Linked DNA regions of Mus musculus: region 1 is linked to region 2. A link is a contact called in ENCODE POLR2A ChIA-PET data. All regions are on one chromosome and are shown on one strand. Each heading gives the region's core, a stretch centred on a gene start or an enhancer-like site at or near the end of the contact. The rest is flanking DNA. Distances are from core to core; before and after follow the strand shown. Region 1 has its middle 75 kb from the start of Gm30365. Region 2 overlaps Tsc22d1 (TSC22 domain family, member 1).

Evidence for each region. ChIA-PET counts read pairs that join two places held with the same protein, here RNA polymerase II (POLR2A).
Region 1: POLR2A ChIA-PET joins it to region 2 with 69 read pairs in Patski. The contact joins two enhancer-like sites. POLR2A ChIA-PET finds 5 or more read pairs at or near these places in 2 of 5 experiments (Patski and embryonic stem cell).

The regions. Positions count from the first base shown.
Region 1 is chr14:76,911,533-76,914,661 of GRCm38, reverse strand. No RefSeq gene overlaps it. Among named protein-coding and RNA genes, the nearest start is that of Gm30365, 75 kb to the right of the region's middle. Within about 2 kb of position 1,832, at least 2 of the 3 ENCODE cell types and tissues checked have a DNase peak (open chromatin) inside an H3K27ac peak, as active enhancers do.
Region 2 is chr14:76,507,360-76,510,427 of GRCm38, reverse strand. Tsc22d1 (TSC22 domain family, member 1) reads right to left here. Exons shown (of 3, transcript NM_207652.3): 3 at 2,663-3,068. Among named protein-coding and RNA genes, the nearest start is that of 4930444M15Rik, 12 kb to the left of the region's middle. Within about 2 kb of position 1,528, at least 2 of the 3 ENCODE cell types and tissues checked have a DNase peak (open chromatin) inside an H3K27ac peak, as active enhancers do.

The sequences.
Region 1 (3,129 bases), core at 583-3,082, 400 kb before region 2:
GCAAAAATAAGTCATGTGTTTTGCAGATTCGCTTTTGAAAATATAGTTTAGTTACACTAGTATGAAGATGGAATAAAGCTCTCTACGTGTGGCTTTGCAAACTGTAGTTAAACTTACAGTCCTGTTTAGTGATAGAGGTACAACACAGATGCTAGAGAGATAGGAAGGGTGATGGTAAGAGCCGATTTTAAATACCAGCAGCTATTATAATACATAATGAGACTGGTTTGGTTGGTTCCTGGAGAAGGAAGCTGGTGACAATTCTTCTTCAGTATTATTTAAGTGAAAGAGCATCTTATTCAGGACCATGGGGGATGCATTTTAAAGTGTCAGGCCCGTGATCTAACAGTCGCCAAGACATGAGCCTCCACTAGGAAGCAGAAAACTCTCCAGGGGTTAAGGATGGTACTGGGAGAGCTGTTGCATTACCTACCGGGTATGAGGTTAGTAAGACACCAGCTAACAAGTAGTGATGAGAAAGTGGAGGCTTGGGAAAACTTTGGGGACTTGGCTGTACAGCAGAACCCAAGGGGATGGGTGTGTGGTGGTGAGGAGGCAGGGCAGGATGAGGAAGCAGGACCTGAAGACAACTCAGAAGAGACTGGGCAGGGCTAAGCCTGCTGGAGAGGAAACAAAGGAAGTGAGGCCATTCAGCTCAGAGCATAATGACAGAAGTCACAGGACAGTGTAGTAAACCTAGGGACCTAGCTTCCTGATCCCTCCAACCCTCCACCCAACTGTCTCTGAGGTGCCGGGCTCCTAGGCTGCGAAGAGACAGGCTGCCCTTTGGGTCTCAGAGCCAGCTGTCCCTTTACCTAGTACACCCTAGTACAGTCGTGTGCTAGGGCTCCTCTGACCTCCTCCAAGCTTCCACTTAGTTGTTCCGTTCTCAGTGAAGTCTACCTGAGCTCCCTTCCAACACCAAGGCAGCCTACGACTTCACACCTCTTCCTACTCTTTTCCATTTTTATCCTGGACCTTTAGTGATAGCGCCCATATCAACACTAGACAATTTCTTAATTTGCATCCAGTTAGTTAGCAACTTGCTTGTTAGTGCTTTGCATACTGTATTATATATACTGTTTGATGTCTGCCTCCAGGTTTCAGTATTGTATGCCCTCGATGAGGCCAAACATATTTGTTTTATGAACCTTCCTGCTCTACCTGAAACAGCCATTAGTGGAGATGAGCAATGCTGGTCAGTCCTGAGAAGGCAAAAAAAAAGTAGGAAAGTAGGGCCCAAGGAAGATGGCCAGCCTGATGCTGCCTGGAGACCCTCTGAAGGCAGTTACAGAGTGAAGAGACAGCAACAATTGGGAAAAGATTCTAGAGGAAGCATAAAAATAGCATGAATTGTCTTGCCTACAGCAGAGAACAAACCCCATGTTGTCACATCACCTTTAAAAGTCTAGACCTGGAAGTAAAGGCGCCATGTGTTTACTATGCTGCTGTCAGAAGACAATGTTCGGGTGAAACCCTCACAGGCTACACAGAGATGCAACTTAAAGAGCAGGATGTGACCTGCAGTGAATCCAAATTCACACAATGACACATTGCTCCAAAAGAAGAGACACAATGTTTGCTACACTCTGTTTTAAGGGGATATTATTTCTTTTGCAAAAATCCAAGTCCGTAAGTTGTAAAAGTCAAGGGTGATGGGTGCCAGATGGAGATAAGAGAAGAGGGGAAGTGGGAAACTGAGTTAAAGCAAAGGCACAGGAAGAAGACAGCAGGAGGAAGATAGGCCCTTGCTGTGGGGAGGCCACAGGTTGGGCCTGACCCAGAGAAAACACCACAGTCCCAGTGGGGGAGGAAAGGGCAAAGGGAGGAGGCTGTGTGGAAGCTAAGACAGCCACAGACCCACAACAAGCTCTATTTAGAAAGGTCTGCCGGAAGGACACTTGCTGGACGAGGGAACAGCTGGAACCTGAGACAAGCCAGAGAGCAAGAAGTCAGAGAGGAGAGGGGAAGAGGTCACCCTGAGGTCAGTCGAAAGTGAGATTAAATTCATCTCTAGAACATACTCCAAGAAAAAGAAAACATGCCAGTCACAGGAGTTGAAGGAAGAACCCCCAAGAAACAACAGAAAATGAAAGGCAATAATTGTAAATCGTTTGGGAGAGCAGCACTGAAGCATTCGAGTGTGTGTGGAATTCTTTTGATGATGGGTCATTAATTCATTGTGTTGTGCTATGCCCTGTCATATGTAACAGGATGCCTCATGGTGGCAAAATGTGGGGGAATAGAACCAGTCGCAGGGAGAGGCCTCTGTATTAGAGCCACAGATACTCACGAAAAGATTTAATCGTGTGTGTGTGTGTGTGTGTGTGTGTGTGAGAGAGAGAGAGAGAGAGAGAGAGAGAGAGAGAGAGAGAGAGAGAGAAATAGAGGGGATAGAAGGGAGAAGGAGAAGAGGGAGAGAGACGGAGACAAATTCAGAGACAGAGAGATGAGACACAGAGACAAGACTGAGAGTTGAGACAGAAAGAACACTAAGAATTTTGAGGGTTCACCATGTAGAAGCCAGTTACTGAAAGATTCCGGGTGTTTTTGTTTTTGTTTTTGTTTTCTGCCTAGGATATGAGACTTAATCAGTAGACTAGACCAGCTTATTTGTCTGGAAGAAAATGTCCTTTGGTGTTGACATCAGCATGAGGTAGTACAAGGGTCTCCAAAAGTATTGAGAAGTAGCCTCTCAGGTCTAGGCAGGAGACTTAACTATAACCAAGAAGACTGGCTAATAATTTAGTGGCAAGTGCCATAATATAAATCATCCTGAGACTTTTTTCATTTTATATATATATATATATATATATACACACATACACACATGCATACATATGAGCTAACTCAAGCCATTGCAAACTCTTTAAGACATATAGTCTTAGGACATGAGAGAAGGAACTGGAGACTATAGCATTAAGATGAACATATGAAGGAGACTAGTTTTCAGGGAAAGGCTAAAAGCCCTTCCTCACGCAGGTGTCATCTGAACTGGCATGCACACTGTGTTGGGGGCGCTCCCGATGTACATAAGGCCAGGAGGTGGTACTGTAAAAACCTGCGTCTTATAAAGGCTCCCACTCCTGTGGCCAAGTGATCTTTGGAGCTGGCCTCTGCTCTCTGTTG
Region 2 (3,068 bases), core at 279-2,778:
GGGGAAGGCCTTCTGCTTTGATCATTCCCTCATAAAGGACAGCAAGTGCCTCACCTCCATGGACACTAGGTCTTCATTTGCAGATGGGTGGAAACCCAGAGGATCATTTTGGGTCAATTTGGCAGAATTCAAATCCTTCAGCACTCACTCACCAGGAAGGAAACCCAAGTCTCAAAGTGATACCTAACTCCAAGGCAGAGGCAGGGACAGGGAAGAAGACAACAATGGATCTAAGACAACCATCACGTCCCAGTTTGCACTGGGCAGTGGTACAGTGTTTAGAACTGAGTTCTACCTTCTGGGAAGACCCCAGCCAACCAGTGTGGTCGTTTGTCACAACAGGTCGTCACGGCAGTCCTGCTTAAGGAAAGACACGGAGCACTTAGAAAGCAACGGAGACCATCTTCATTGCAATGTATGTTGTCCCTGGAAACTCAGAGAATTGGTTTTGAGAACTACACAGTCTTGTAGCACACACATCCACAGTCACAATCTTGGTCCCTGGGTTGACTGGAGAAGGTGGGGGTAGGGCCATCCTATCAAGAGACATGGCTTCTCATTTAGCAATACTTTTTGTTTGTTTGTTTGTTAATTTCGAGAAATGTCTTGTTATATAGCACTGGATGGCCTTGAACTCAAGATCTTGCTTCAGCTGGATCTACAGGCATGTATCTCCACAGTCATTAACTAGCGCTCTTAAAGATGTCTGCCCTCAGCCTGGGGTTCACACACACACACACACACACACACACACACACACACACACACACACGATTGGCAGAGATGGATCTTGGGCAGGTTGAAGATACTCGTTGATATTCTCTGAAGAAACTAACCCAGCATTCTAAGACTCGGTGCTCAGTCTCCATGAGAAGGGCTTTTCTAATTTGAGCTGAAGTTTAGCCAAGTTCTGGGTCTTGAAAGCTCTCACCCAGTGATTTCATGGATGGGGAGGTGGGTCTGTGGATTTCTGTTCCCTCCAAATATCAAATAGCCGGTTTCCACAGCACCTCAGGTGCGGTCGGCGAGTGTCTTTCTCCCACACAGCAGAGCAGGAACCTCATGGCACAATCTGCTCCCCAGTCCTGTTGGTAGGCAGTATTTTCAAACGATTTTATCTGGGAGGAAATTTCATTTTCGGCTTGTGTCTGATCTTACTGCTGTGATTACTGTCTGAATGGATGGGAAATGGACAGCTAAAGGCTGTCACTGCACAAGGCTTCATCTTGTATTTCACTCAGCCGGAGGGACAGTAGTGCCTGCATTGAAATTCATTTTCATTCCTAATTATGGTTATAATTAACTTTTATACGTTTCCTGAGCAAATATATAAACCTGATTTCTGGCACGCTGTATTCATCACAATTATTTTTACTTTTAAACTATGCGAAAACCAAAAGCACAGCTCCTGAATTCTGAACATTGTTAATTTGAAGCAGAGAGCAGGCATTCTTAGAATCACATGGTACCGTCGTCTCTCCGGCACTGTGCCTGGGTCTGTCCTGCAGTGACGTCACGAACACCCAGGGCTCACACTAGATCTCCTTCGGCTTTAGAAGTCACTCCTGCTCCATGGCAGGTGAAGTGTGACTCTATCAACTCCATAGTGACCCACGGGCCAAGGATGCCTAGTTAGGTTTGTGAGTTAGCAATAAGATGTGCTTAGAAATCAACTTAGATATGTTTAAATAGCAGTCAGTAAAACTTCTGAATTTACAAAGGCGAGGAAAGGCCATAAAAATATATCTTTTCATGTTAATGATTCATTACTATTTCACATATCAAGACACCGCAATCTTGTGAGATTTTCTATTAGTCGAAATAATGTCTATTTAGTTCATCAAGGGTGGAGACTTTAAATTCTCCACAGCTACATGAAAAAATGTGAGATGAAATGGCTACTGTCTAGTTTTCTTCAGAGAATCACCATCGAAGCTTCCCGTTAGATCAGTTATGTAGCTCTAAGTATGAGACACTGTCAAGTTCTTGCTGCCCTCCAGTTATCATTATGGCAACTGCCATCGGCTTACAGTGAGGACTTAGGTAACCCTCAGAGGATGCACAGGATGGACCCAACTCGCACCACATCCAAGAGCTATTGCCGAGGTCCTGGGGCAGAGAGCCAAGCCTGTCCTGCTAAGGCCCTTCCTCCTCCTTAGGCTCCACTGTGTTTACACATCACCCAGAAGGGAGAGATGTCCCAGGTCCTACCTAGCTCAAGCCCAGTACATCCTTTCAACCCCCAGAAGAGTGTCTACAAACACAACTACTCTCCCAGGGGCCAGAAACTCATTCTGGCAGCAGAGCTGTCAACGTGGAAACGAACCTGTCCCTCTTCCTTTAACCTTCACACACCAACCAGGCTTGTTCCCTCTCAGTTCAGCAACTACGAATAAATAAGCTCTACATAAACCCTCAAATTTTAAATTGGAGAAGTGAAGATTCTCTTATCAGTCCAGAGGGGTGAAGTGACTTAGTCACAAGAGAATGAGCCCTTCTGCCTGCATTCCCCCCCCCCCCCCAATCAAAACAATGTCTCCTCTCTTCTGGAGTCAAAGCACTGGTGTCAGCGCCCTGAGACTTTACTAGGCAAACTGCTGTTGACTTCATGAAGAGCAGCTGTGGAAATGAATGTATTAATGGCGTCATATAGAAACACGTGTGTATCAACATTTGATATGCTTTATTGAAAGGTGACAAGTAGAACAGGTAAATACAGTGGGGACTGTGTGGGGGACATGCGCAGAACGACTATACAGGTGAGGTGCAGAAACCCCTACTGGGAAATCCACTTCCTTAGCAACTGACCACTTCTCCAGGTATCACCAGCTTAACTGACATCGGTCACGGGGAGTTTACTTCGCAAGACTTCAGCAGCTAGATTCCGGGATTACACAGAGTGACTAACTGGGCCAAATTCTTAAAATTTCTTCAGGTGTGGTTTTTGTCACAAAGCAGTTTTTAAGTAGATCTCTCTAGGAAGGACAAGCCACACCTTTTCAGACAGCCAATGAAACATCTACATTTCAATGTGTAGAAGCTAAACAGTAGTTACGGACAGTCCTCTA